Linked DNA regions of Mus musculus: regions 2 and 3 are each linked to region 1. Evidence: chromatin loops called from intact Hi-C (ENCODE). Cell type or tissue: heart. All regions are shown on one strand. Links, peaks and the distances in the headings refer to the core of each region. The heading gives the core; the rest is flanking DNA.

Region 1 (9,885 bases), core at 2,380-7,379:
ATTTGGATACTGTCTCTATGCCCTCTGGTTAGTTTGGCTAAAGGTTTATCTATCTTGTTGATTTTCTCAAAAAACCATCTCCTGGTTTTGTTGATTCTTATATAGTTCTTTTTGTTTCTATTTGGTTGATTTCAGCCCTGAGTTTGATTATTTTCTGCCGTCTACTCCTCTTCAGTGAATTTGCTTCCTTTTGTTCTAGAGCTTTCAGGTGTGCCCCCAAGCTGTTACTGTAAGCTCTCTCCAGTTTCTTTTTGGAGGCACTCAGAGCTATGAGTTTTCATCTTACCATTGATGTCCCATAAGTTTTGATATGATGTGTCCTCAATTTCATTAAATTCTAAAAAGCCTTTAATTTCTTTCTTTATTTCTTCCTTAACCAAGTTATCATTGAGTAGTGTGTTGTTCAGCTTCCATGTGTATGTATGTCTTCCGTTGTTTTTGTTGGTATTTAAGACCAGCCTTAGTCCATGGTGATCTGATAGGGTACATGGGATTATTTCAATCTTCTTGTATCTGTTGAGGCCTGTTTTGTGACCAGTTATATGGTCGATTCTGGAGAAGGTACCATGGGGTGCTGAGAAGAAGGTATATTCTTTTGCTTTAGGATGAAATGTTCTATAAATATCTGTTAGATCCATTTGGTTCATAACTTCTGTTAGTTTCACTGTGTCTTCGGTTAGTTTCTGGTTCCATGATCTGTCCATTGCTGAGAATGGAGTGTTGAAGTCTCACATTATTATTGTGTGGGGAGTGATGTGTGCTTTGAGCTTTAGTAAAGTTTTTTAAATGACTGTGGGTACCCTTGCATTTGGAGCATAGATGTTCAGAACTGAGAGTTCATCTTGGTAGATTTCTACTTTGACCAGTATGAAGTGTCCTTCGTTATCCTTTTTGATAACTTTTGGTTGAAAGTTGATTTTATTCAATATTAGAATGTCTACTCCACCTTGTTTCTTGGGGGACCATTTGTTTGTAAAATTGTTTTCCAATCTTTTACTCTGAGGTAGTGTCTGTCTTTGTCACCGAGGTGCGTTTCCTGTATGCAGCAAAATGCTGGGTACTGTTTACATATCCAGTCTGTCAGTCTATGTCTTTTTATTAGGATTGAGTCTATTGATGTTAAGAGATATTAAGGAAAAGTGATTTTTACTTCATGTTATCTTTGTTGCTAGAGGTGGAATTATGTTTGTGTAGCTATATTCTTTTGGGTTTGTTTAAAGATTACTTTCTTGCTTTTTCTAGGGTATAGTTTCCCTCCTTGTCTTGATGTTTTCCATCTATTATCCTTTGTAGGACTAGATTTGTGGAAAGAGATTGTGTAAATTTGGTTTTGTCAGGGAATATTTTGATTTCTCCATCTATGATAATTGAGAGTTTTGCTGGGTAAAATAGCCTGGGCTGGCATTTGTGTTCTCTGAGGTCTATATGACATCTGCCCAGGATCTTCTGGCTTTCATAGACTCTGTTGAGAAGTCTGGTGTAATTCTGATAGGTCTGCCTTTATATGTTACTTGACCTTTTTCCCTTACTGCTTTTAATAACCTTTTTTGTTTAGTGCATTTGGTGTTTTGATTATTATGTAGCAGGAGGAATTTCTTTTCTGGTCCAGTCTATTTGGAGTTCTGTAGGCTTCTTGTATGTTCATGGGCATCTCATAATGTTTAGGGAAGTATTCTTCTATAATTTTGTTGAAGATATTTACTGGCCCTTTAAGTTGGGAATCTTTGCTCTTTTTTGTACCTACTATCCTTAGGTTTGGTCTTCTTATTGTGTCCTGGATTTCCTGGATGTTTTGGGTTAGGAGCTTTTTGCTTTTTGCATTTTATTTGACTGTTGTGTCAATGTTTTCTATGGTATCTTCTGCACCTGAGATTCTCTCTTCTATCTCGTGTATTTTGTTGGTGATGCTTGCATTTATGACTCCTGATCTCTTTCCGAGATTTTCTAACTCCAGGGTTGTCTCCCTTTGTTATTTCTTTATTGTTTCTATTCTCATTTTTAGATCTTGGATGGTTTTGTTCATTTCCTTTGCCTGTTTGATTGTGTTTTCCTGTAATTCTTTAAGGGATTTTTGTGTTTCCTCTTTAAGGGCTTCTACCTGTTTACCTGTGTTCTCCTGAATTTCTTTAAGGGAGTTAGTTATTTATGACCTTCTTAAAGTCCTCAATCACCATCATGAAAAGTGATTTTAAATCCAAATCTTGCTTTTCTGGTGTGATGGTGTTTCCAGGACTTGCTATGGTGGGAGAATTGTGTTCTGATGATGCCAAGTAACCTTAGTTTCTGTTGCTTATGTTCTTACACTTGTCTCCCACCATCTGATTATCACGAGTGCTACGTGCCTTCACTATATCTGACTGGAGCCTGTCCTTCCTGTGATCCTGGTTGTGTCAGAACTCCTGGGACTCTGAGATCCTGGTGTGACCAAGCTCCTGGAATCCTGTTAACCTTGTGATCCTGGGCGTGTTAGAGTGCCTGGGTGTGGAGCCAGTGTAACTGGCTTTGGAGTTTGCAGCCAAGGTCTGCTCAGGGCACTGGCTCAGACCAGAAGGAACCCATGCCACTGGTTGGGCTGAGTTCCTGGATGTCTGGGTTCTGCTGGTCCCAGTTACTCCCGGTGTTGGGGCAGATGTGTCCTCCTCACCTCTAATCCCATCCAGTACTATATCTCATGGCAAATATGTACAAGCAGTGACTCCAGTGCCCATCATCCACTGAATGGACTGTCAGAGACAAACAAAGCTTGCCATTAGAGTGGTGAAGATATACATTGGTAATTGATTGACTATAGATAGGTGAAAGACTATAGCCTGAGCTGACTTCAGCCTCAATCTGCAGAGGAGACTAGGAATTTTAAAGGGAGAATGGATGGGGATCAGCGGGAAGGAAAACAGAGACAAAGTAGATAAGAGATTTTCATAATCTATCATCTATAATGAAAGCCATTATAAAATTATTCAAAAACTATAAAATTATGTTTTAATATTGCTTGTGTATGCATGTATTCTGATATATACACATATGTGTGTATATGCATGTGTGGGAGCCAAAGTTGGGCATATTGGGGGTCCTTTTCAATTGTTTACCACCTTGGTTTTAGAGACAGGGTCTCTCATTGAACATAGGCATCCCCCTGTCTCAGTTCTCATGATGTCATTCTTCCAGCCTTCCTGCCCCCAGTGATGAATCTCATATAGGTGTATGTTGCCAGGCCTGCTTTAGAGTTTATGTGTGTGCTTGGGATTGGACACAGGTCCATTTGCTTTTTAAAATAGTCTTATAAGAGGAGCCTGGTCTACTCGATATTTACTGCCACTTGGCTCTTTCTTCCCACAACGATGGAGATGCAGGGGTCCTGTCTTCAGGTACCGACTGCGACAAGCATTAAGTTCTTTTAATAGCTTTGAATGTTCTAGTCAGCTTGTTTGGGAAGCCTGGGGCCGTTCATGGGGGGTGCAGCTTTTGAACTTTAGAAACTGTGTTAGTGTTTGTCCAAGTCTTTGTAGGTCAAGGTTGAGGGCTTGTCAAGAAGAGAGCCCGGAGGAGCCAGCCTGGAGTTGAGCCAAGAATCGAGTCTTTGTCAGAACAACAGTCGCTGCCGAATAGGAAGGAGTAAAGTATCCATGTAATGTATGTTTTATTTCTGACAGGTAACTTTTCATCACGCCGTGAGCTTGTGTGAGCAGTGGTGGTATGGGCTGGTTGTCCCTGAGAGCCATGGCTTTGAGCAAATGCCTAAGCCTTGTTCAAAGTATGAGGAAAGCCCAGGGGACAGGAAGTTTGTCACACACAGCTTAAAGCTACAGGAAGGCACACAGCACCTCCATTTTGAAACTTAGTTTAAAAGGCTGTTTCAAGCCCCAGCCCAGTGATCACAGCATCCACATATCAAGACTGTGTTGGCTTTAAACGTCTCTAAATTTATTCTATTATCTATGCTCTCATGCCCCAGACCTCAGACTCCTGTTCCCATCACAAATCTGTGAGGTCACAGGCCAGGAGCTGTGATTTCAGCCTTTCTCCAGTAGAATTCTCCCAGCTCCTGACAAAGTCAGAGGTCACTCTCTGCCCCCATTTTTCCTTGGGAATGAATACCATCGACAGAGCTAACTCGGCCTGGAGAGCAGACCCTGGAATATTAGGTGTGGGTGAGGCTGAGATCAGAGCTATAGAACAGGAAGAAACCTACACTAGCCACCTGCTGTTATGTGGAAGAGGTAGGGTCACGGAGAGGATTTTGTTTTCAAAGGCAACATACAGCCTCATATGGGAAAAGGGATGGCAGCCCAAGGAAGAAGCCATAATGAACTAGGGTGAACAGGCACTCTATTCCCCTATGGAGAATAGCCTTCCCAATAGCTCTCTGGGATGGCCCTGATCTTCTATCTTCCAGTGCCATGATGATTCATATCCCCCACACGCACACACCCACGCGCACATTCACGCACATATACACATGCACAATCACACTAAGAGAAGTTGATGACTATGATATCTTTGAGCCAAGCAGGAGAGCCTTTAAAAATCAAAGCCAGTGACAGGTTTGAAGGAAGGGGCAGGGGAGGCAATGTGTCGAGTATCACCTCCAAGAGTGAGTGGTGCAGATGAGGAGAACTCTTCAGACCTGGATCCCGGACTTCTCTACCAGGGAAAACAATGGGAAAGTGCCTCCTTTGTTCCTTTGGAATTCGATCAGGATTCCCATTTCATTGTGTAGTCTTTGCCAAATGCAAATTCTAAGATACCCACTAGAGGTCGCTGTTCGTTACAATCAAACCCGGCTCCCCCGTTGGGCGGGGAAGCCCGAGCCGCGTGGTCTTCACTGCAAAGCAATCTGCAGACTTCAGTGAAAGAAAATCAGCTCCCTCACTCCCCAGGGTAGGTTCGTGCTGCCTGCAAGGACATTGCTTTTCATCACAGAAGTCAAAAGAAGATACAGCAAATCATCAAAGAATGTTTTCAACACCCCCCACCCCCGCACAGTTTGACTTTTCAACGGGTTCCAATGCCTCCCCCACTGCCCTATTGTATCATTTCTTCCCAGACGACCATCAAACAATCAGACCCGAGTAGAAGCCAAGCTGAAATACTAACTATATGTTTGTTGATCGCCACTACTACCCCACACCACTGGGGCTTATTTCTTTCTCTGCTGGGCTATACCCAGAGTATAAAATAACCAAGAAACACGAGGAGACAGCAGCAGTAAAGACCCTTAGTACCTGCAGCTTCTCTCAATGGTTAGAGCTCTGAAGGTGAAGAACGAGAGTGTAGTCAAAGCTGTTATCAATGTACCAGGGCACTGCCCGGCTGCCTCCTAGTCTATCCGAGTAGGCCCTGAGAAGCTGACCACTCTCCAGTAGAAGGCCACATGTGCAAGCATATTTGGGCAGCACAAATTGGTTATCAGAGATTTTTAAGAAACAAAAACAAAACAAGACAAAACACGCACAAAGTTGGGTGGACGGAAAAGAGAATGGACCAGAGAAAAGTTGGGCAAGTGAGGTAAATAAAATCAAAACATGTCCAAAAAAACTAATGAACATTTTAAAAATGAAGTTATCTATCTTTATAAAATTACACAAGAATTAAGTAAGTGCATAGCACTTTGCATAGCATTGTAGTAGGCACTTTATATTTTTAAATTTTATTTCTACTCAAGTTGGCCTGGACAGGGGAGAGACTGGATATAGGGAGCAGTCAGGGACTATTTTCCCGCTGCCCCTCAAAACCGGAATGGACCTGAGCAACACGCACAAGACAGGCAGAAGGAAGGATGGCCAAGTGTGCAGCTCCTAGAAGAGCTTTGAAACAGCACCACTGGTCTGAGCCCAGAGCTCTCTGGACCACACTCCATCTTTCTCTCCACTTAAGACTGCAGTGCTGTGTTAATGTCCTCTCGGAATACAAGTGGGATGGCTTCCAAACCACTTGGATGCCTGTATTGGCATCACATTGGTGTCAATGGCCTGTGAAAGCCAGTTCCGAAGGCTCGGGTGAGCAAGGGGGCTGCTTCTAGACCAGTGGCTCTCAACCTCCCTAATGTGGGACCCTTTAGTACTCATGCTGCGGTGACCCCCAACTGAAAGATTATTTTTGTCACTACTTCACAACTATAATTTTGCTACTTTTATGCATTGTAATGTAAATATTTGTGTTTTCTGATGGTCTTCGGTGACCCCGGTGAAAGTGTTGTTTGACCCCCCGGGCTGAGAACCATCATTTAGACTATCCTGAGACAATGAGGCCCAGGCTTTCTTCAGTGTGGTGTTCTCTAGCATTCAAGGCTCAGGATGGCCTGTTTGCACCCTCTTGTGAGGTCCTGTGTATGTGAGAGAAACCAACTTAAGTAGAAACCTGTGACTCCAGGCCTTGTCTCACAGGGAGACATCTCTTGACACTGGCACAAAGCCCCTCAGAGTACAGGCAACCTCCCTGATGCCAGATAGCATTCTGACTGAATGGAGCTCAGATTATTCTGTGCCTGCCAAGACGTACACCTATGCTGCCTCCCAGCCCCCATGGTAGCAGGTGTCACAGAAATAAGTGGATAAATGAGCTACAGGGACACGTAAGCCGAAGGTTTTTAACAGCTGCTCAGAAATAGAGCACCTGCCTAACTGACTGGTGAGTCAATAGGGCTTTCTCTCATGGAGCCTGGAGCCGAGGGTCATGTTCAGTGTTAACCTGTCCTTTGTTGAGCAACAAAACCCATTCCTGTCAACTTTGTACAACCTTGGAATTACATCTGAATCTTAGATTTCACTCATATGACTTCTGCTCACCGCCTTATACTCTTCAGAGTCACCTTGTCTAACTAAGTCGTGCGGTCCCTCTCCATACAGTCTGCTGACTGATGATTCAAGCAGAGTTTCCTGTTTGGTTTCCTGATATTTGAACTCATCTCTTGTGCAGCATCTGGCCTAAGCTGGTTGAGGGTTCTCTACTTGAGCCACCTCAAGCAGCAGACAGCTTCACAACCTCCGATGTTCTGATGGCTTCTCTTCCTTAGGCTTCCTCCTGTCTTTCCCCTGTGCCCGAAGCCTTTCCTGATGGCATAATCAATGACCCGAACTAACTGGCTCCAACCAGTTTCCACCGTTGCCAATGCTACAAGAATGGGTGATGAACTCCCCACGCAGAGGCAGGGTGGTACACATGCGAATCTCCCAACTTTGTCCCTCACAAGTACCTTGGGAAGAACAGGCCAGAACCAGGTCTCACGGCTACTTCCCATGATTGAAGCAGAGCAGATGAGTTTCTGCATTTTAAACAGCAATTCTTGGGAAGAAAGGCCTCCACAGCCCACACATGCAAACCCACAATAGCACTTGGAAGGTTGTCATTCAGGGTAGCTGCTGTATCCCAATCTAGCTCCACAGTGGTGTCTCTCTGTCTCACGTGATGCAGCCAGGCTGAGGCCAGGATATGACCCAGGTCTTTCCACTCTTAGCATCTTCTCTTGTAACTTTCGGCTGGCTCTGCATGGGTGACTATTCAGTTCTTCACCAGGGCAGATTCCTCTCCAACCTCATCTGCGATCACGTTGCTATCATAACGTAAAGACCGACTCGTGTATAAAACTGTTCTGTGCCCCTCTGCAAAGGGCAGGTATAACCTACAATGACTTTTATATGTGCACCTATTAGCTCAGTCAGCCAGCGCTCTAATTTAGCCTGTAGGTATGAGTGAAGGTTCAACAGCATGTTCTTACAGGTGTATTGGCAGCAGCAAAACCTGTGACACCAGAAAAGGAAAAAGGGGACAAATTTAATGTGTGCATCCATCCAGATGTGAGTAAATTATGGGTTATGCTTCTCTGTATATTTGTATTTTTAACCCTGGATGAGTTTATTAGTTTATCAAAAGTGATTATAGTTTGCCCTTTTATCTACCTCTTCATAGTCCTCTTTATTAATAGTAGTTCAGTAAATACTCATATTTTGCTGGTGTTTTGTTTTGGTTTTGGACAAGGTCTAATCCTAGCCTAGGTGTTCAGTAACTCTGTTTTTAGCCCAGGCTAGCCTTGAACTCTAGGTAGACTAAGATAGCTTTGAACTTTTCTTTTTTAAGATTTATTTAATTATTATATGTAAGTACACTGTACTATCTTCAGACACACCAGAGGAGGGTGTCAGATCTCATTGCAGATGGTTGTGAGCTACCATGTGGTTGCTGGGATTTGAACTCTGGACCTCTGGAAGAGCAGTCGGTGCTCTTAACCGCTGAGCCATCTCTCCAGCCCAGCTTTGAACTTTTAATGCTCTTCCTGAGTGCTGGAATTATAGGCATGCACTACTATTGTGCCTGCTGATAACTTTTCACATAAATATTTTCTATTCTAAATCTGTTTGTTAAACAAATGTATATTGATTGTGGTGAGGTTATGAAGGTGCTGACAGTCACCTTCAGATAGGGGAGGGGAATCCTGGTGGCATCTGGGACAGCTCTCCACAGAATCCCATCTCCAGCTCTCCATCTAAGTCCCTCTGCTGTTCCGCCCACACTCACGCCACCGGAATGCGTTCACCTCTCTATCGATCTTCAGTGGGAACAGCTTCCTCCTGCTTGCTTTCCCTTTTCTCCATCTGACAGCTGAGAACCAAGAATTTCCAGTTCTCACAGGGTCTCAGAACTTTTAACCACTCAACTGCACATCACTGGGGTTGGGGGTGGGGTGTCAGTCTCCAGACCTAAAACCTGACCTGTCTGCTTGTAAGTTTCTCAGCAGCTGCAACTGAGCACAGTTCCCCTCCCTGTCCCCATGCAAACGGGGCTGTTCACCTTATAGAGAGAGTTCAGACCACTGATGTTTTTTTCTGTTTTGTTCTTAATGTTTCTTACCCTAGATACTTTTTACTATGAAATACTTATTTTTTTTAGGCATGAAGGTCAATGCCGGCCAGATGTTCTCATCACACAGGTTAAGTTCTCCAGAGCACTTAATGCAAATGTGCGAGGTTTGTGGAGCACCGAAGGAGTCTGTAGGCAGGGTTGTCTATACCCACCCTCACTTGTGAGCTGCCGGCACACACACATGCCGAATGCCATGCTACCTCCTCAGAGCCTCGTATGACATTCTGTCAGACCTGACATCTTCTGAAATGTGCCAAACTCTACAGGACCCCCTCTCCTTCCCTCAACACCTCCATACCTCTCAGAGCCCTGCACCCCTACAATGCAGATTTCCCTTGTCCTTAGAAACTGTTCAGACACTGGGCCACCAACCAGACAGCATACACCAGCTGATATGAGGCCACCAACACATATACAGCAGAGGACTGCCTGGTCTGGCCTCAGTGAGAGAGGATGCACCTAACCCTGAGGACTTGAGGCCCCAGGGAGTGGGGAGGTCTGACGGGGTGGAGGTGGGGGAGTGGTGACAACCTTTTGGAGACAGAGAAGGAGGTATAGGATGAGGAACAGTCAGAGGGCAGACTGGGAGGGGAATTAGGGCTGGACTGTATAAAAAGATTAAGGAATAAAAAAATTTAAAAATAAAAAAAAGAAAAACAGAGTAAGCTGTCTCACTCACAGAATGTATAGCGTGACTGAGCAGGCTCAGGGATCTCTTGGGAAAAACAAAGGTGAGCTGAAGTGCTCTGTGCAGATTTTCACTCTGCCAATCCTCCAAATCCTCCTGTTTCCCTTTTCTTCCCTCCCCCATCCCAGGTTAGATATCAGCCTGTGACCTACTGACCTACCTACCACAGGAGGATCCTGGAGGCCTGAGAGTCTGGGTGTATGGGGAAGACAGCAGCCTCTTTCCCCTGGCTCTTTTCCATCCCAACTGCACAGGCATTCTGCTCAACCTGAACCTGCTTGATAACCGCCTTTCTCTAGCTGCTCAGTGGTCTGAAATGAAGACAGAGCCACTTGATTCTT
Region 2 (9,885 bases), core at 2,604-7,603, 210 kb after region 1:
GCTATGAGAAAGGAATGGGCTGGTCTCATACAGTGATGCTGGAAGGACATCTTGAGTGTTTTCTGTGTAACTTAGGCCAAAAATGCCCTCTTTCAAGATTTGTCCTTCTAGGATAGTGTAGGCTGTAAATCCAAGGTTCCAGAAAATATTTTTGATGTGCATGAAGTTTGCCTTGAATAGCCAAATTTTACTTAAAATTATCAATTAAGATAAAATTAAAATAGCTGTGTTACTGTACTGAAACTGTCTGCTGTGCACCATCTGAACATGCAGTATGAAATGTCTGCACCTTGATAATCATCTTAAGTGAATAAAACCCCTAATTTAATGAAATGCCACTTTGAAGCTTTTAGCACTATAAATCTTTGAATTATCTTATCTTGTTTAAATTAATTTGCAGTGTTGCTTAGCTTTCAGCACTTAGGAAAGTTCTGTTTTTGTTTCTGATTTCCTTGGGATAATGCCAGGAGTACTAGTTTTTTTTTTTTTTAATGGAAGTTTAGCATTCTTGCATAAAAAATGCAAAAGTCATTAAGCACATTGAGGAGGAATTTTTCAGGAGAGCTCACCTGTTAGCAGCAGCCAGGTGGAAAAGGAATGAACTCAAATACTGGAAACTCCTAGGCCCCTGTGGTCTTCAGCAGAGAACGCCCACCAAGTGCAGTTAGGAATGGTGTTCTTAAATAATAAAGGTTGGGCTTTATCTATCAGAACACTTCCATGAATAGCACAAGTCCTTGGTGTTTTTTTTTTTTGTTTGTTTTTTTGTTTTGTTTTTTTTTTTTTTTTTTGTTTTTCGAGACAGGGTTTCTCTGTGTAGCCCTGGCTGTCCTGGAACTCACTTTGTAGACCAGGCTGGCCTCGAACTCAGAAATCCGCCTGCCTCTGCCTCCCAAGTGCTGGGATTAAAGGCGTGCGCCACCACGCCCGGCTACCCATGCCCTTGTTAAAGCTGGAGATCATCCATTCCCGCGGCCGTATGACCCACGTTGTATGTCAGAACTCATTCAGCTGTACCACAGAAGGACTTTTACGTTGTCCCCAGTGTGAAACTATTGCTAGTGCCCTCAGTGGGCAAGCAAATGCAGTATTCTGCAGGACGTATGTACTCCTGGGGGTCAAAGTCCTGAGATGTGTCTGTTCACTCTCTGAGCATGCGCACCTGCAGTGAACAAGAAGACTGCCTGTGAACAAACACTATTTCCTCACCGGCCTTTCCTTGTGCCTGTCCTGGTTACATCAGCCGGTCTGAGCAGGGCCTGTTGCTGTCGTGATCTTAATTTGCTTTCCTTTTATGGTTAAACTAAAATATTTGAAGTGTGTTGGCTGTTTCCCATGTTTTCCTTCTCAACTCTTTGCCCGTTTCCTTGGGTTTTCTTCAGCGATGTGTAGACTTAGCTGTCAGATAGCTGCACTATTACTACCTCTTCCTCGTCTTCTGATTCTGATGATGTCATTTCATAAAGGGATTCTTAATTTCACTATAATTCAAATTATGATATTTTCCTTTTTGCCCAGTATGTTTTTTGTGTGTTCTGGTTTAAAACTTTGCCTGTTGAAAAATGTGAAGGTGTTGTTTTCTGAAACCCCTTTTTTTGATTTTTTTTCTTAATTCTGCCATTCATCTAGAACTAATTTTCTTTTTCTTTTAGAGACTTAATTATTTATTTTAGGTATATGAGTACACTGTCACTGTCTTCACACACACCAGGAGAGGGCATCAGATCCTATTACAGATAGTTGTAAGCCACCATGTGGTTGCTGGGAATTGAACTCAGGACCTCTTTAGAGCAGTCAGGGCTCTTAACTGCTGAGCCATCTCTCTAGCCCCTAGAACTAATTTTCATACAGTCTTCTTCAAGATACTGATGTTATGTGTACTCCCTTCCTGGGACTGTTGTAACAGGGACAACCAGACCTATGGCCTGAGCAACAGAAATGGATCCTCTCAGACATGTCCTCTGGAGGCCAGAGCCAGCGCTCAGGCTTGGCAGGGAGAGTCCTCTGCTGGCTGCTGGGGACAGGCAGTTCTTGGTTTCCAGCTGCATTGCTCTGGTCCTTGTCTTTCTTCCTTAGCACGTGATCATCTTCTCTGGGGTCTCCTTGTGTCTCTTCTTGTTTTAGGTAAAATAAATAAATAAATAAATCCCGCTGGCTCCAGCTCTCACTGTTACTCTACGTAACTTCGTCTCTATATCTACAAGGGAGGTGTAGATGTAATTTCCAATTAAGGCCACTTTGTGAAGTCCTTGTAGGTCAGGACTTCAGCATATCTTTTGGGAAGGTACAATTCAACTTAATTCCTTCGGTGAACTCGGAACTATGTGCTGACATTCAGTCATGCCTACATTGACTCGGTGTCTGTCTGTCTTGGACTGTTGTGTTCTATTGGTCTGGCTCTCCTGTACCATGGTTTTTATAGAGAATATCCATATCTGATAAAGCCTTGTTTGCTTTTTCAGACTTTTTCTTGCTTTTTGTCCTTTACATTTCCTGATAATTTCTATTTACTGATTACTTTCGGGGGGGGGCACTAGTTATCTTTTTATTTAAAATTAAAGATTGAATTTGTGAGAGAATTGATGTCTACAAGTCCATGTACCACAGTCCTTCAGTCCGGGGTTGAGCAGCGAGCTCCTGAGCCACAGAGCCATCTCCTGGTGCTGGGAATGGGCTGTCTTTTGATGGAGGTTTGTTAACAGCACAAGGGAGAGAAGGGCATTTTCTTCTTTGTATTCAGTCATTAAGGATTTTCTCCAAGTTTACTAAGCTTAACTGCACTTAAATCAGTCTCCCTGACTCCAGACCAGAGCTGGGCAAATAAAATGAACACCAGAGAAATCCTGTTTTATGGGAGGTGTGTTGGTTTAAAACACTGTGTCCTCAGGGGTGGTAAAAACAGGTTCTGGATAAATTTGACAAGATGTTGGCTCATCAGTGCTGTAACTAAGAACCTTAACCTGGGCTCTGAGATTCAAGGCTAAGACTTGGGTACTGGCTCAAGGAGGAAGCAGAGCCCTAATTGTCAGTGCCCTTAGCACGCTGGGCCTGGCAGATGGGATCTAAAGAAACCTGGCCTGCTGCACTTCTGCCTCATAATGACAAGTTAGTATAAGCCTTAGAAGTGTACGTGTGAGCATGGGTGTGCATTTATGAGTGCCTATACATACAAGTATGTGTGTACATGTTAAGCTGAATGTGTGTGTGTTGTGTGCGCATGTATGTGAGTGTGCATGTTTGTGTGTATTTATGAGTGTGTATGAGTAAATTTGACCATGCGACTCTATATAAAGGTGTGTGTGTGTGTGTGTTAGTGTGTGTGTGTGTGTGTGTACACTGGGTATGTGAGAAACACTCTGGGTTCTGGTACTAAAAACTAATTTTTAAATGCTAAGACACTCTTTAGCAATCTTGTCCATTCTCAAGCTTGATGCAGTCAAGGCCTACATCTCAGGTTTGTGTGATTCACTGTTAACCTGCCTTCTGGGCTAGAAGTAAAATTACACAGAAGTGCATTTCCCCAGCCTTGCCTGGAGCCCTCGGGTTAGACTGGGAGCCGGGGTGGGAGGTGGGCATCACAGCAATGCAGTGTTTCTAATCCAGACTAGATTGCAGGTCCTAGAAACAGCCTTACATAAATGGGCAACTCAGAAACAATTCATGTTTGCTATAAAAAACAGTATTTGCTTTGTTTTCTCACTCTATCTGCTGCCTGAGGTGATTTCACAACTGGGCAGAAAGATAGGATTATGGCACTAATCCTAATGAGTTCATCTTAATGAGTTAGAGGCTCAGAGTCAACCCCACACTAGACAGTCAACTCACTGTTCTAGTGACAATCCCAAATGAGTGGGGTACCCTTGATTTATAGGTTTCATTGTAGTAATAATAAAGATATGAACTTATGTTGGTAATGGTATTGCTGGGACGTTGCTTTGGTGGTGGCAATTGCACCCCCTAGGCTCAGCTACCCATTTGCCTACAGTCCATGCCTCAGTGCCCATGAGCCCCCAATCTAATTTCAGAGCCACAATCTCAGGAATCTACACTTAGCCTCTTAGGAGCCAAGAATGAACTCTTGGCTGGTTCTGGGATGCCTTGCACACAGTGAACCTCTGCCCTGCCCGTGCTTTCCTTGCACACAAGTGAGCCTCTGCAGTGTCTTCCTAGTGCTCAAAATAAAAGGAGCAGCCAGCTTTTGAAGTTTGACTTTGACATTCCCTTAGTCTGTGTTTGGTCAGTACTTCCTTCCTGCTGGCCTAGTACCTCCTATGCTGTTCTCCACTCTGTCTTCCTCATCTTCATCTTCCTCTTCCCCTTCCTCCCCTTCCTCCCCTTCCTCCCCCTCCTCCCTTTGCTGTTTGCTTCTACTCCAGCAAATCATAAAACCACAGCCTTGCTTGAGGCCATATAGCTTTCTGGAGGGAAAGCAGAATTGGCAGGCGGGGCTAGCCCATAGGTCAGTGAGGCCTTCCCAGAGTACCCTGTTAGTCAGCCCCCGACTCCACCCAAAAGGAGGAGGGAAGTCTGCAGTCACTCAGAGTGGGTATGGTTCACTAGCAAACCGTCCTGGCTCTGGCGGTGGGTGAAGCTTTGTTTGTATGGTGCTTGTTCAGTGTGTCAGTGGACCACTCAGAGCTCTCATCTTTGGACCATTTGGCTATAGGTCTTCAGAGAATATTGTGCTGAGGAGGTGGAGTTGGGGCTGAGTTTTAAATCTCTTGTTACTGTGCTCAAAAGATGCCAGCTCTACACATGACAGCAGTAGCCACAGGGGAGTGGAGAAGGCAGGGAAGGGCTCACCACCTCTCTCAGACCTTATTCTTTGCTTGTGTTCAACCTTATAAATAATAGGTACTTGGGTTGGTTTTTTGTTTTGTTTTGTTTTGTTTTTTATTCACTGATTTTGTTTTATCTTGAGACAGGGTCTAGCAATGTGTAGCCCAAGCTGGCATCATCTTGTAATCCTCCTGCCTTAGCCTCCCAGGTTTTGAGATTACAGGTGTGTGTCATCATACCTGGTAGTCATGGACTTTCTAATAGTGTCATTGATTCAACAGTCCGGGATGGACGTGACTCAGTGACCGTGTGGGACAGAGTCTGGTTTCTGGCTGGCAGCTTCGTAACCCCCATTCCTTGTCGGTATTTTTGGAGAGCATTCCACTATATGACAAACTGATCAACCCCTTGCAACGTTCATTGAGACCCAGTCATTTATTCAGCCAGTCAACAAATATTTTTGAGTGCTCACTGCATAGTAGGCTCCCTGGAGAGACTGTTGTGCGTGTGTGCACGAGTGTTGACATAGCAGCCAAAGCGCTGGGTTAGCAGCCTGGCTAAAATGCCCATCTCTGCTGCCCTCTGCTTAGAAGGCCTCTCACAAGCTTCTTAGCCACAGTAAAACATTTCTCACTTTTGAAGTATGGGTCTAGGCTATAAATCCTTCCCAGATGACAGGTTGTAGTTGGGACCTAAGCAGCCTGTGCCCTAAATATTCATATATACAGTAAGGCGGGAGAGAAGCCAGAGACAGGAAGTAGCAGGAGCTCCCGTGAGACACTCTCTTAGTCCCATGCCAGGATCTGCACAAGCACTGGGACACAGCAGTGACCAAGGAGAGGTCCTGCCTTCCAGCTGAAGGTAGCGGATGAGGCGCAAGCCAGAATGGCAGCAGGGCAGCTTGAATTGATGGCACAGGATGCTGCTGGGACTGGGGAAATTGGAAGTAGGGAAGCGGGCAGGGAAGGGAAAGCAGAAAGGGTCTGAGAGGTGGGCAGCTGCGGCAGAAGCTGTGAGGGAGGCAGATAGCAGCGTCTCACTGCCTGACAGAAGACTCGTTCTCAGCAGGCCACCACAACAGACACAGAATCAGGTAAATCCCAGCATAGGCCTCTCCCCAATGGGGCTGACAAGCAAGGAAACACCAGAGTTGTCTGTGGGACACTCCCGACCTCCACAACTATACACAACTCCTACATGGGAATCAAAATGACACTGAAGCCACATGTGGCTCTGTGTAATGGCCAGTCTGCTTGCTTTCCTCAGAAATCTGGGTCTTTACTGAGACCCAGCAACATGTGAAAGGGTATAAATGCCTGCAGAGGATACAGCCCTCAGATCTTTTCCAGACCAGGGAGCCCACCCACCCACCCACCCACCCACCCACCCACCCACCCACCTACCGGATCCCACAAGTAATTGGAGCAGATCCAGAAGCCCCAAGCTCTTCCTTATTTACCCTTCAGTAATTACATACCTTCCCTATTGGAGGCTGGGGCTGAGCAGTTAGTCTCCTATTGTCTTTACAGGAAATGACATCCATGTGACTTCTCAGGAAGGCAACCAGTGGCCACTCTGGTTAAGATAATTTGGGAAGTGCTCAGCATATCCGCTAGCAGATTGAGTCCAGCTGAGTTGGAAGCTTCTGGAAATGCAGACACGAGACGGTCACCGTAACCAGGGCACTGCTGGGTCAGTTCCCTGAACAGAATGAAGCTCTGCAGAGTTGGACTCCTCAGAAAGGGGCGTGACCAGGGCCTTGCCACTCTCTCTCATTTATAACCTTACTCAGGATTGAGAGCTCCTCCACTCACGGAGACCTAAGCAGTGAGGAGTGCATGGGAACTCAGAGGTGCTGGGCTCATCTACACTGAGCTTGCTTCCCTGTGCTCTCCCTAGCTCCAGGACCAGCAGCATGCATCCCCAGGCTACAGCAGCAGAGCTGTGAACGTCCCAGGCATATCACTCACACACACACACACACACACACACACACACACACACACACACAAACACACACACACACACACACACACACACACACACCGGACAAAAGAGATCCTCCCAGAAGAGCAGGAAGCTCCCAGTAAGTAAACTCTTCTGTCTCGTTGGCTTATGTTGACCTGTAAGTTTATTGTTGACTCGGTCACTGGCAAGAGTCTGGGGGTCTCCACCCTGAGTATACACAGAGTATTCACAGCAGTCACCTGGGAAAGCTTGGTTTGACAACTCCTGTGAAAGGTCCTGTCAGTGGGCTAGTGTCCTGCAAAGCCCTAAACCATCCTGATGGCTCCCCTTCAGGGACTGTTGCCCTGCTCTTAAGGCACGGTGGCTGGGGAAGTGTATGCGAGGGCTCCCTTAGGAAGAAGAAATTGAGCATAACCCTGCATTGATGAGAACCATCCCTGTTCATAGTGTGTTCAGATGTCATGCACAGCCTTGGTGTTCCCTAGAAACAGAGAGTACAAAGGGGGCTATGCACTGTTGTGTGGGAGTGCCCACAAAATCAGCATTACTCCTTCACGACTGCACAAAGATGCAGAAGACAAACCACTCTTTGTTATGCGTTAGTTGTTTCTACTGGTAACTAAAAGCATATATCCAAATCCTAATGAGATGGCGATAAATGTGCTGTAGTATAAAAGAGTTATGTGCTAGGTCCAGCGCTCGTTCCTACAGTAGATAAATAGCTCAGCCTTGGGAGTTACTGGAGAGGAAGAACACACTGCCACATGGCCTGAGAGTCACTTGACATGATGTTAGATGTGGAAAATGCTGCCAGTGGTAAATTTCTGCCCAAACAGTTGGTCACTGTGCCCTGGTTACTGATGCTCATTGGAGGAAATCATTAGGCTTTCTTCACTTTGAAAAGGGATAGCTATCCTGTTTTTTGTTTGCTTTTGGCAAAAGATACCCGGTCACCCCTTGACAAAGCTGCTTGGATAAAAAGGATATGGACAAACCCTGTCTACCATGACCCTGATTCATCATAGATGCCGCAGAGCTTGGAATAAAAGATGTAGCCAGATACTAAGTTGACCTACCTGAAGTTGTCACCTCTGGTTTCATATGCAGAGACATCACTCCTGGGGCTAGTTCTTCAGTCGACCTGCCGCAGCACCACAGGGTCAGGTCTGCTTGATTGACAGGAAGTTGGATCTTGGTCTAGTTTCCAAGTGCTGCTAACTGGCCTGGCCAACATGGTTCACCATTCTATACTATGCACGACCCTGGGAGATGGAGAGATTCCTGGCTGCTCTGGACCAGCTAAGGGAGGTTGCTGGACTTGATGCTCTAGAGACGCAGGGGCCATACTTATCACGTATGCCCATGTAGGCATCCAGGGTGTTACTTGTCAGTAAATACTTGAACAGCTGGCCTGTTCCCAGAGCCCTGTCAGTCATCAGCACACATGAAGATCCACTCTCTAAAAAGAAGAGAACATTTTGTTGCCTAACTTCGGTCATTTATAATCTAAATATAGAATGTTGAGATGTCCATCTACACTTTTAGGACCTCATATGCTGCCAAAGAGATGAGCTAATATTAATATTAGCCAAGCTTGTACAATCAGTGTACTTAATCACTGATTGATTCAGATAGTATTGATGACTGCTTCCCTTACTGTGCCGGTGATAGGGGAGGGTATTAGTAAACCAGGAATAAAGAGGTAGAAATAATGTGACTCTCCCAAACTAGGAAGATCAATGAAACAATGGAAGATGATGAGATAACGAGAGTGAGGAGAGGCCTGAATCTGGTACTCTTGGCTGCAAGGACTGGGGCCATGGCTGGAGTTAACGGGTCAGGGCCCCAGTCTAGCAGGCAGGAATCTACTCTCCATTTTCCTTTACTGGGGCATTTCCTTTATTATGTAATAGATTTAGCTCTGTATAGAATAGAATATGAGTAGATTCATAAATGTTTTTATGTTATGTTACAATTAAGGACATCCTAAAATACGACTTCATTTAAGGATTCCTAAAAATGGCATTTACTTTAGATTTTTGCAGAAAATCATTGAACTATCGAAGGAAATCAATCTCAAATTTATCTATCTATTTATTTATTTGAGACACAGTCTCACTATGTAGCTGTTAAATATTTTGATAACTGAATATGGATGCAGTTTCCTCCTTTTAAACTGTGAATTTCACATGTTAATTTGAAGTACTTAAAGATATTATTCTTTAAAAAATTGGTGCACACCTTTAATTCCAGCACTTGGGAGGCAGAGGCAGGCGGACTTCTGAGTTCCAGGACAGCCAGGGCTACACAGAGAAACCCTGTCTTAAAAAAAGAAAAAAAAAATTGAACTAACAGTAACACCAACAAAAATTTCATTTAGAATTCTGAGAAACGCTATAGACTGGCCTAGATAGTCCAGAAGGGCAAAGAGCTCCTGCCTAAGAAAATACCTGGGGCCTTCTACTGTTATGGATGGGATGGGAAGAGCCTGGGAAGGCACTTGTCAAGGCCCCACCTGCTTGAGAACATGCAGAAATAAAGCCTGGACAGGCATGAGCCCAGGCTGACATTATCTCATGCGGAAACGTGTGGGTAACAAGAAGAGTCCCTGAAAAAGGTGTTCGGGGAAAATGCTTTGCAGAGCCAGGAGAGTGAGTGGAGGGGGTGGGAGGGAGGCAGTGAAGGCCGGGCATGGGTTTTCTGTAAGCAAGGCATGACGCAGACCAGATAGAATGTCAGGAGAGAAATCCCAGCCTGGGTACAGCTCAGCAGTAGGTCTGGGGCCTGGTGTGCAGGAGAGGTGAGAAGCCATGTTAGATGGGGCAGTGAGGAGCGAGATGGGCAAAGCTTATGTGTGCTCAGCTCCTAGTAGCTGCTGCTGTTCTCAGCCTCCCCGTGTCCCGTGTGTGACTGAGTTAATACAGTAATGATGACCCTGGAAAGTGCCTAACACAGGTCCTATGTTACAGACAAGAAAATAAGATTTACTGAAGAGGAGAGAGAAAAGTAGCCTTCGACCTCCCAGAACTAGGCAGAAGGAAGAGCTATGATAAAGAGGAGAGGAATTAGCCCAGGGGGAAAGGTGAGGAGTTTAATCTTAGGTATTGTCCATTGTTCTCTTGCTTTCGGTCGCTTTAA
Region 3 (9,885 bases), core at 1,710-6,709, 220 kb after region 1:
GCAGTGTACAGAAGTGTCCAAGATAAATGGTTGAGAGAGGCTGTAAAAGACACTGTGCTTTACATGGGACAAGTGTCTGTATGGCTTCAGGTCCAGACCCCTGCCATGGGTCACACCAGAACATCATTGTCCTGCCCTGGTGGCCTGTGATCTGCAGTGAGCATCTGCTTTCTCTCTTCTTCTAGACACATGACTCTGATGAGCTCCGCCTCCTGTCCACAGCCTTTCGTGGCCTCATTGCTCTGCCTGTACAGAAGGTTCCCAGCCTTAAAGGAGAAGCTGGGTATTTCTGCCCAGTCAGCATTTTCCAGGCCTAATTAAAAATGATTGATAAAGGGAGAAACCACATTGCATAAGGAAATCAGCTTGTCATTTAAATGGTGTGGAGAAGCAGAGACATGCAGACAAAGCTCTGCAGCCCCAAGCACTGACCAGTCCTGAGGACAGAGGCGCTTCACTTACATCCTGAGTCATGAAGGCCAGAGGAGAGCAAGCATGAACCCTGAGGAGGGTGGGGGCAGCCTTTTATCAGAGGAGTTTCTGGAAAGGGACCAGGGCCAGCTTGTCTCTCGGTGGATATGTCCTGCTAAGAGGCTCTGTAGAAGGTTGGAGGCACGGAACGGAGAATCCCTGCCCCGCCTCAGCTTTGGCTCGCAGCTTACACTTCAAGAGACTGTTGTGTGTGGTGGTCTGGCACAGCCTCCAAGGTTCCCTTTCAGATGTGTAAGGAGATGTCTAAAGTTTGAAGCCCAGCCTGTATACGGGAGGGGCGGGCCATCTTCTGCCTTGTTGTGTAATCCTGATAGCCGAGGCCACCATGGCCATCTTTTTATCACTTGCTCACAAGACAGGTGCCATTTTCTCTCCAGGACAGTTTTGGCTGCATCCTGAACCAGTTTCCGTGAAGCTGCTCCAGGACCTGCCCATGGCTTTGCCATCTGCCCTCACTCCAGCACTCACGCCACAGTGTGGCTTTAATCTGTAGCGACGTGTAGAAGCCCCAACTGCTCACTGACTTAGGGGAAGTATTTTCAGAGTCAGAAGCTGTCATGTATGTTAGAAAAGACCGGGACACAAGTGGCCAGCCCTGTCTCAGCTGTGCTGGGGAGGCTGCGTATCCAGATGTCACTCGGGCTGCTCCTCCAAAGTTTATAAAGGGTTGCAATGCATTTGATCCTCCCAAGCTAGTTCTTAGATGATGGAGTCAAGTCACCAGGCAAAGTCGGAGGCTCCTGAATTTGCCTGTGTAAGGCAGGGCATTTGTAATGTGTGGGAGTGTTTGTTGTCCTCGGAAGAATTAGAGGCATTGTTGATAGGGAGTGGCGTGGGGATGCCAGTTAGCCTTCAGAGCCTGTGAAAGACAAGGCTCTGCTGCCACAGCACCTATAGCACCATGCTGAGAGGCAGGGCTAGGTGAGCAATGAACACAAGTGGAGCCAGTTGCACACTCATGATTGGGTTGAAGGCATCTAAGTCCTCACTGCTGCTTCACTGGGAACTCTAGACATGGGGTTCAGGCGGCTGTTCTGCAGATGGGGTGATGTTGCGCTATGCACCAGAACTCAGCACAGCGTGCTGTTCCTGGAACAGGTTCGCTGACACGCCATGGAGTGGCTAATCAGTCCCCTGTACCTGCCCAGCACAGGAAAATGAGACCCTTCTCTTTGAGAGAAAGATGAGTCCGGTAAGATGCTCTGGCCATAGACTTTTATCAAATCTTACCAACCGGAAACCATCCTGATAGGGTTAGAAAGATGGCTCAGTGGTTAAATGTTTCTTTGCTCTTCCTGAGGCCCCAAGTTCTGTTACTAACATCCTTCTTGGTGAGCTGACAACCAGCTGCAGCCCCAGCCTCCAAGAATAGACAGACAAACAGACACACACACACACACACACACACACACACAGAGAGAATTAAAAAAAAATAAAACTTTAAGAACTCATTCTAATAGAGATATCAGCATCTCTGATGGGTGTCCCATCCTGAGTTGTAGATTTGCCCTGAGGCTTCATCCTGCCTGGAGGATTAACACAGCCTGCTGACAGAGATCTGTGTAAAGTTCAGTTTGGGTGTCAGCCAGCAAAGAAGCTGAAACAATGGCAAGCCAGCTTGAATGAGTATGCACCAGATTCGTTAAAGCAGTAAAGTGAAATACTGAAGAGAGTGTATGGAGGGAAGATGTCCACACAGATGCTCCGGTGGGATGGTACCTGCTCACCACCACTACCTTCTGTGTTTGGAGGTGGCAGTAGTAGTTGTTTTATTTTCTTTCTGCCTTCCTTCACTAACTTTTAATATTTTATTTTATTTTTACTTTATTTAACTGTGTATTTTTCTGTGACTGTATGGGGTTTATGTTACCTAAGTGCAGGTGTACAGAGATGTAGGATGCCCTGGAGCAGCTCAAGTTACAAGTGGTTGTGAACCAATTGATGTGGGTGCCAGGGACAGAACCCAGGTCCTCTGGAAGAGCAATGCATGCTCTTAACTGCTGGGCCATCTCTCCAGCACCCAAACTTTGTATTTTTGAAAAATGTCAAAACTACTGGTCAGGAGAGTAAGCAATGACACAGACACCTCTCAGTTTACTTAAAGTTACCGTTTGTTCTATGTGTAATATGTCTGCTTTATTCTCTTTCAGTTACATATAAAGGGGTAAGTGTGTGCGCGTGCGCGTGCGTGTGTGTGTGTGTGTGTGTGTGTGTGTGTGTGTGTGTTCTGCGACATCTAGAAAAGCATCTCTGTGTTCTGGTTCTAAGTATGAATCTGTGAAAATAGAGATTAAACTGTTTTCAGGAAGAATGCATCGTAAGCGATGCCTTGTGTCTAATATGATGCCACACCACAGGGCAGGTAATGTCAGCTTGTTTTCCTTCCTTGGGGCTGTGACGAAACCTTCTCTCGTCTGGTTGTGTCTGGTGTCTGCATGAGCTTTGCCTGGATCCTAGTTATTTTTGGAAGACTACCTGATAGTTTTTGCTCTCTCTTGTCTTGAATTCTCTGTACCATATGATACACATCTTCATATGTTTGATTTTTGTGGTAGTCAGCTAGATTTTATTGTAATAGCAGATTGTACTACACATTTTCTCTCTTGCCTTTAGGGATCAAAAGGGGTAACTTCTGCAGAGCGCTTCTTATAACCTAGTGTCTCATGGCCTCCTTGCATGTAGGATTTCTTTTGCTTGTTTCTTACACACTTCAGATGACTGATGTAACTTGCAAAGGTCACACAGCCAGTGAAGTGGGGCTCACATCAAGCCACTTCTCTCCATCATGGCTCCATGCCCAAGATCTCCACTGGCTGTTTCCCATTGTGCAGTACCTGCCTCAGGCTGCAGATGCTGCCAGTCTGGGAAGGTCCCCAAACTGCTGGGGAGATGCAAGACCCTCACTTTTGAAAGGAGCAGATGGTGTTAGAGTTCAGATGAGCAGCTGGAAGTCTGGGTCTGGGCGTGCCCTGTCCTGACTTAGGTATTCATCAGCAGTCGGCTGTTGGTGTGAAGTTGGGCCCAGCACTGCTGCTGGCTGAGGCGGCCTGATGGCGGGGCCGTGTTTAGGAACTGGATGCTCCTTTGTCCTTTGAGTGTTTGCTCCTCACAGGTTCTTCTCTGCCTAAGGAACTGTTATCCTGCAGTAAAACTGTATCACTGCCGTGATTTACAGGCTACAAAAGCATTATTTAACTGGATTATTTAATACTCCAAGGCATTGGATTTCCTTAAATCAAAGCCTTAGAGTTCTGATTAGTTGATTAAAAGCACAGAAGTAGATATTTCTTATGTCTCCTTTAAATGGCACTTCCCTCTGAGTATCATAGGATTTTCCTTTTCAAGCTGTCCTGTATTTGCCCATTTTGTGCTCACTTGTCTTCCGTGTGTATCAGTGTGTACACAGCATAGGGAACTCTGTAGCCTGTACTCAGGAAGAACTAAAGCAGAGTGAGCACAGAAACAGCTTCCAGGAGGGGCCTGGCTGCGGACAGCACTCGTGAGGTCCAGCCTGCTTTCTCTAGAGTTGCGCTGGTTTGGAGGGCAGCAGCAGCAGTGCAGACTGAGAGCTTCCGTCACCTTCCTTCGTGTGTGAGAACTCCACCCTTCTCCCGGTTAACAGATTAACCACTCTAGGCGCAGAGCCGCAGCTCCCTGCCAGTTACACTTGATCATCTTGAATCTCTTGGCATTACTTCTCCTGCTTCCTGAAGGGAAAATTGCCTGCTCTCCAGTAGCAACCAGAACATGTTCCCTGGCAGGTCACCTCCTGGCTTACAGTGTTTACTCAAACCACCTGAGCCTTCCAGCCGCCATGCTCCCTCCACTGGCTTGAACTCACTAGTGCAGACTGAATCATTGTCTCAACACCAGTAAACTTGGTGCTTGTAACATGTCTTCTCTAACCCAATGTATACCCAAAATGTTGTGTGCCATGAAACCTTTAGACTACACCTTTGGAACTCTGTGTCTTTCTCTCACTTTGTGTCTTTCTCTCACTTTGAAGGAGTCACCTTTCAGGTGTGTTCATGGTGACTCCTGGCTGCATTCCTGGGCCCCATAGCAGGCCGAGGTCACAGTAGCTTGGTCTTTCACTTAAATCTCCCCAGAGAAACCTAATCAGTGCTCTCACCTCCCCCGAATCTGAGGCCACATTCTTCTCTCCTCCTTGTGCCATTTCCCCTGGCACCCTAATTACAGGGAGATGCTTCGTGAGACCATAACTGCCCGTTCAGCAGTTTGCCTCTGACCTGGCAGCCAGGGAGGCCACAGCCTGGAAATGCTGGCGCGTGCTAGAGCATAGCTCTGCTTTCTCCATGGGACTTTACACGATTCTTTTTCTTAGAAGTGCTTGATGTCATTTTTTTTTCAAGACCAAGTTGATGTGATAATTCATTCCTTCTTAATCAATAGATTCTTAAATATTTATTATCTAGTAATTTCTCAGAGAACACATAGAACACATAGGTATTGCATATTCTTTTTTTAATTAGGTATTTTGTTCATTTACATTTCCAATGCTATCCCAAAAGTCTCCCATTCCCCCACCCCCAGGTATTGCATATTCTTAAATGTCACAAATGCTTCCTTTGATGGGATGGTATTGGGAGATTTAACCTATAATCTCAGCCTGTGGAGTAATGGGTTACAGACATCTCTACCACACCCAGTTTTATGTCCCTCTTTTGTTGCTACTCTGTGTCATTGTATGTGTGTATGTGTTGTATGTATTGCATGCGTGTATGTGGGGGTGCACTCTTCATGTATAAATGTGGAGGCCCAGGGTTGGCATTGATGCTATTCTCTGTTCTCTCCGCCTCACCTTTTGAGATAGAGTCTCTCCCTGCTCATTACTTAGGCTAGCAAGCCTGGGAAGCCCAATGGCTCTTTGTCACACTTCCCAGCTTTGGGGTTACAGACGTGTGTCATGGTACCCAGCTTTTGTATGGTCGTGGGGGATCCTGACTTAGGTCTCAGTAAGCCATCTCCCCAGCTTTTCCTTTTGAATCAGTTTTTATATACTATACCACTGTATATTAAAGCAGTAGAAAGGTCAGCTTCTGTTTCTGTCAAATGCAGCTCTTTGTTGACTCCATTGTGTGACCTATTAGACCATAATCACGGTGTGGAGAGGAGGCTGGCAAAAGACTGGGACTAAGAAACCTTGAATCTATGGTGATCACCCCCACACAGACTGATTTGTAAAACCTAAGTTTCGTAGGGAAAAGATTGTCTCATGTTCTTACCTGGGGCCCAGACCCATATCGTCCACCACTCTCGGTGACACATTGGATATACCTGCAGTGCATTTTCTGAGGTCATGCAGCAGCTGAAGGAAGAGTGGCACCCACCCCAGCTGCTGTCCTGAGCTGTGCATGGGTTCTCCTGATTCCCTCAGTGGTGTGTCCTTGAGGTTGTAACTTGATGTGGCTTTTCCTCTTCCCAGAGTGCCTGCAGCCTGCCCTTCAGACTGCTGTAGTGTGAGGTGATGTGGAATCAGAGCAATGGGAAGGAAGGCCTTCTCCTTACCCGCCCTTCCCTAAAGCAGTGCTCACGGGCACAACACTCTTCTTAGTCCTGGCTTAACCCCATCTTTATTTCCTTGGGTGGCTAGCTCTTGTTCATCTCACAATGTCTTTTTAGTGGCTGTATTTGTCCCAAGTAGCCAGAGACTGTCATTGACTCTAGACAAGTGTCTCTTGGTTCCCAGGTTTAGTTTATCTCTTGAGTAAAAATGTTTCTCTTTTGCTTGCTATCCCAGTGGTTAGCTGAGGAAGGAGGAATGGGAAAGGACATGGCGAAGGCTTTGGGCAGATAAATCTGACTCAAGTGGCCCTTGACCTGGAGCCTGTCTCTGAATCTCTCTAGGGGGATAGCAGATGTCTCAGTGCCCAGTCGGTGTCCTGGGAACTGGGTCCAGTTAAGAAGAGTGTAAGAACCACTCACATGGACCCAGTTGCATCCATCACTCTTAGGGAGAATTGAGCTGTGGGCAGCCTGTACCTTGACAGACTTGTCCTAAACTCTGTGCATATAAACAACTTCAACATTTTTCAAGCTTTTAACATCTGCCACCATGGAAGATATTTTATCTATCAAATCCCCTGGAGGCTGCTGATAGAGTGTATGGTTGGTACTGCCCTGGGAAATCACATGGTACAGAGAGATTTATTTAATGGATAAAAATAATATCCTGTAATCACTGTGTGTGAGGAAACTTGTGATAGGAATGTACCTGGAAAGCAGAGTGGGAGCAGGAGATGCACAAACACAGACACACACTCACTCACCACACACACAAATACACACCCACATTTACACACACACACAAATACACATCCACATTTACACACACACACAAATATACTCCCACATTTACATACTCACACAGCATACACAAATATGCACCCACATTTACACACTCACAGTATACACAAATATACACACAAGCACACACTCACACACCACACACAAATATACACCCACATGTACACACATACAAGCACACACTCACACACCACACACAAGTACATACCCACACTCACACACCACACACACAAATACACACCCACATTTATACACAAGCGCACACTCACACACACCACACACACACCTACACACATTGGTACCATCAGGAAGTATTCACAGAGAAACCCTAGAGCCGGGCTGCTAAGGCACCAGAAGGTGAAGAGCACGCCACCATTTTACCTTAGGAGCGTTAATTGTTATTGCTAACCTGATTTTCATCTCCATATATCTTTAGGCTTTAGAAAAGCCATGGGCAAAAAGATAAAATGTTATTGTGTCTGTCATTCATTGATCACAGACGGCAGCGTTGTACTTGCATGGGTACTGGAAGCTCATGGTATAAATCAGGTTTTCCTCACAAGATGCAGTGAAAGGTGCTGTCCTGTGCCCAGAGGAGGGTGTGTGAGGGCTGATCTGTCGCCCAGAAGGCCTGCTGCTTCTCTCGTGGTTCATTCTTAGAAGAGGCCTGCTGCAGCAGGTTCTGCTCCTTCTGCTACCTCTTGCTCCCTCTCTCTCCCTGGGATCACTCTCCACAGAAGCCAGGCAGAACTGTGAGCTCAAACAAACCTCTCTGCTCCGTAAGTGACCCATTCTGTTACTATAGCAGAAGATGAGCACATGCTGAGCCTGCACTGAAAATACAGTCGGTGTGGTCAGTACCCCTCCCATCCACCACTCTTCTATACATTTCTGTAGCTGTCTGTCCAAATTACCCTTGTTGGTTCTTTGATTCTATAGAGCAGTGGTTCGCAACCTTCCTAATACTGTGACCCTCTAATACAGTTCCTTGTGTTGTGGTGACCCCCCAACCATAAAATTATTTTATTGCTACTTGATAGCTGAAATGATGCTGCTGTTAATGAATTGTCATATGACTATCTGATGTGCAACCTTGTGGGGTTGAGACGCACACAGGTTGAGACTCTGCCACAGGGCATGACAGGGACATTTCACCTTGACCCTAGGTTGTGCTCTAGTGGAGAAGGACATCAAGAGCCAGTCCAGTCACAACTGCTGTGTTTAAAAGGCTGATTTCTGAGGTGGCCTGTGGCCTAGAAGCCTTATGGTTAATTTCTCTATTTCTCAAATCTAAAAGCAATACTAATTTCCTATCTTCATTCTGTGGGGTGGGGGTGACAACCAGGAGCTAGCTTGCTTTTTTTGTTTGTTTTGTTTTTGTTTTTGTTTTCTGAAACAGGGTTTCTCTGTGTAGCCCTGACAGTCCTGGAAATTCTCCCTAGACCAGGCTGGCCCCAAACTGATGAAGATCTACCTGCCTCTGCCTCCCGAATGCTGAGATTAAAAGCCTGTGCCATCACAACTTGTCAAAAGAATTATTTATTCATCTATTTTATGTATATGAGTGCTATATCTATATGTGTACCTGCTTGGCAGAAGAGGGCATCAGATCCCATATAGATGGTCATGAGCCATCATATGGTTACCTGGAATTGAACTCAGGTCCTCTGAAAGAGCAGCCAGTGCTCCTCACAGCTGAGCCACGTCTGCAGCCTGGTTTGGGACTTTAAACAGAACAATGGACAGGCATCGGTCCTAGGCATGTGTTTGAAGCAGAGTTGCATTACTAGCTGTGGATTCTTACACCTCCCCTCTATGCACCTCAGACAATGTGCTGACAAGCGTCACTCTCTTTGCCTTCCCTCGTCATCCTGTGTCAGTCTCCACGTTTTCTCCCTCAGACCTTTCCCAGTCCGCTTGGCCCTGTGCCCTGGCCTAGAAAGGCTGAAGCGACATTAGAGCCTCTATGGTTTCTGTCCAGCTGCCTCCCACCACATCCAGCTGTTACACTTCATGTGCAGTCTAGCAGCAAACCCACACCAACTCTGCACCCTCCCCAGGCTTCAGGAACTCTTTCCCCCTCTCAGGAGTCTTTCTGCGGGCCTGGAAAGATGGCTGAGCAGTTCAGATCACTGTTTGCTCTAGCAGAGGACCCAGGTTTAGTTCCCAGCACACACCACACTCAATTCTTTTTAATGGAAAGCTTATTTGAGATGACCCCTTCCTCATGATCCCTCAAGCTGAGCATTCTTCTCCATGTCCCACGCTGTTTCCTTTTTGTGAAAGAACAGTGTAATGTGGTCTCGAACCCTTAGCACATCAGAGAAACAGATACAGGTCACTTCCGGGTGCTTGTTTCCATCCAGGTCACCTTTGGTATATCAGCTCAGGGAGCCGTAACGAAAGGCCTGAGACTGAGGGCCAAGGGGAGCTGAGCAGCAGAAGCAGATTCCCCACGGCTGGATGCTACAAGTCTGAGGTCAGTGTTCCAGAAAGGGAGTTTCTTGAAGGCCTTGGCTTGTCGATGCCAAGAGCCTCCCTGCTTCCTCACATGGCCTGTTCTGTGTGTGCACACCTTCTCTGATTTCTTGTTTTGGAATTACTTCTTAGGCTTTTTTTTTTAATTATTGTTATTAGTTTGTCTCACTACGTATCCCAGGCTGGCCTTTTGCAGTCTTCCTGCCACAGGTTCCACAATACGAGGTCTAAGTTAGGATTCTTCCTCTTAGTTAGTTTGTTGTTTTGGTTTTGTTTTGGTTTGTTTTAGAAAGTAAATAAAGTAAAATTTCAAAAGAGGAGAAGGCTGGGTGGTGGCATGCCCCTTCCATCCCAGTACTCGGGAGTCAGAGCAGACAGATCTCTGTGAGCTAGAGGCCAGCCTGGTCTACAGAGTAAGTTCCAGGATAGCCAGGGCTACACAGTGAAACCCTGTCTTGTGGAAGAAAAAAACAAAAACAAAAACAAACAAAAAAAACAAGTAACCCTCACCCCCCAACTGCCCTCCCCCCGAAATGGCTAACCTGGAGCTGCCCGTGTGGCACAGGATGGTCTTGAACTTCTGACTCT

Evidence for each region. Peaks named below come from ENCODE experiments on the same cell type or tissue, not always from the same donor. Only the 100,000 strongest peaks of a DNase experiment are listed, where the experiment ranks them.
Region 2: a loop joins it to region 1, with 3 times the contacts of the local background. A loop is called at or near these places in 9 of 42 quality-filtered maps.
Region 3: a loop joins it to region 1, with 2.2 times the contacts of the local background. A loop is called at or near these places in 5 of 42 quality-filtered maps.

What each region holds. Positions count from the first base shown.
Region 1 is chr10:39,235,275-39,245,159 of GRCm38, forward strand. Gm31562 (a long non-coding RNA gene) reads left to right here and starts at 9,537. Exons shown (of 5, transcript XR_871584.3): 1 at 9,537-9,885. In heart, for the core only: a CTCF peak has its summit at 4,752 (motif pointing right); DNase peaks (open chromatin) are centred at 2,487 and 4,697; H3K4me3 peaks cover 627 bases; H3K27ac peaks cover 1,440 bases.
Region 2 is chr10:39,444,907-39,454,791 of GRCm38, forward strand. The region is part of intron 2 of Fyn (Fyn proto-oncogene); the gene reads left to right. Among named protein-coding and RNA genes, the nearest start is that of Fyn, 80 kb to the left of the region's middle. In heart, for the core only: no CTCF peak of the experiment used is centred there; DNase peaks (open chromatin) are centred at 4,545, 5,684 and 6,395; H3K27ac peaks cover 1,779 bases.
Region 3 is chr10:39,458,724-39,468,608 of GRCm38, forward strand. All of the region lies in intron 3 of Fyn (Fyn proto-oncogene), which reads left to right. Among named protein-coding and RNA genes, the nearest start is that of Fyn, 94 kb to the left of the region's middle. In heart, for the core only: a CTCF peak has its summit at 4,324; a DNase peak (open chromatin) is centred at 4,188.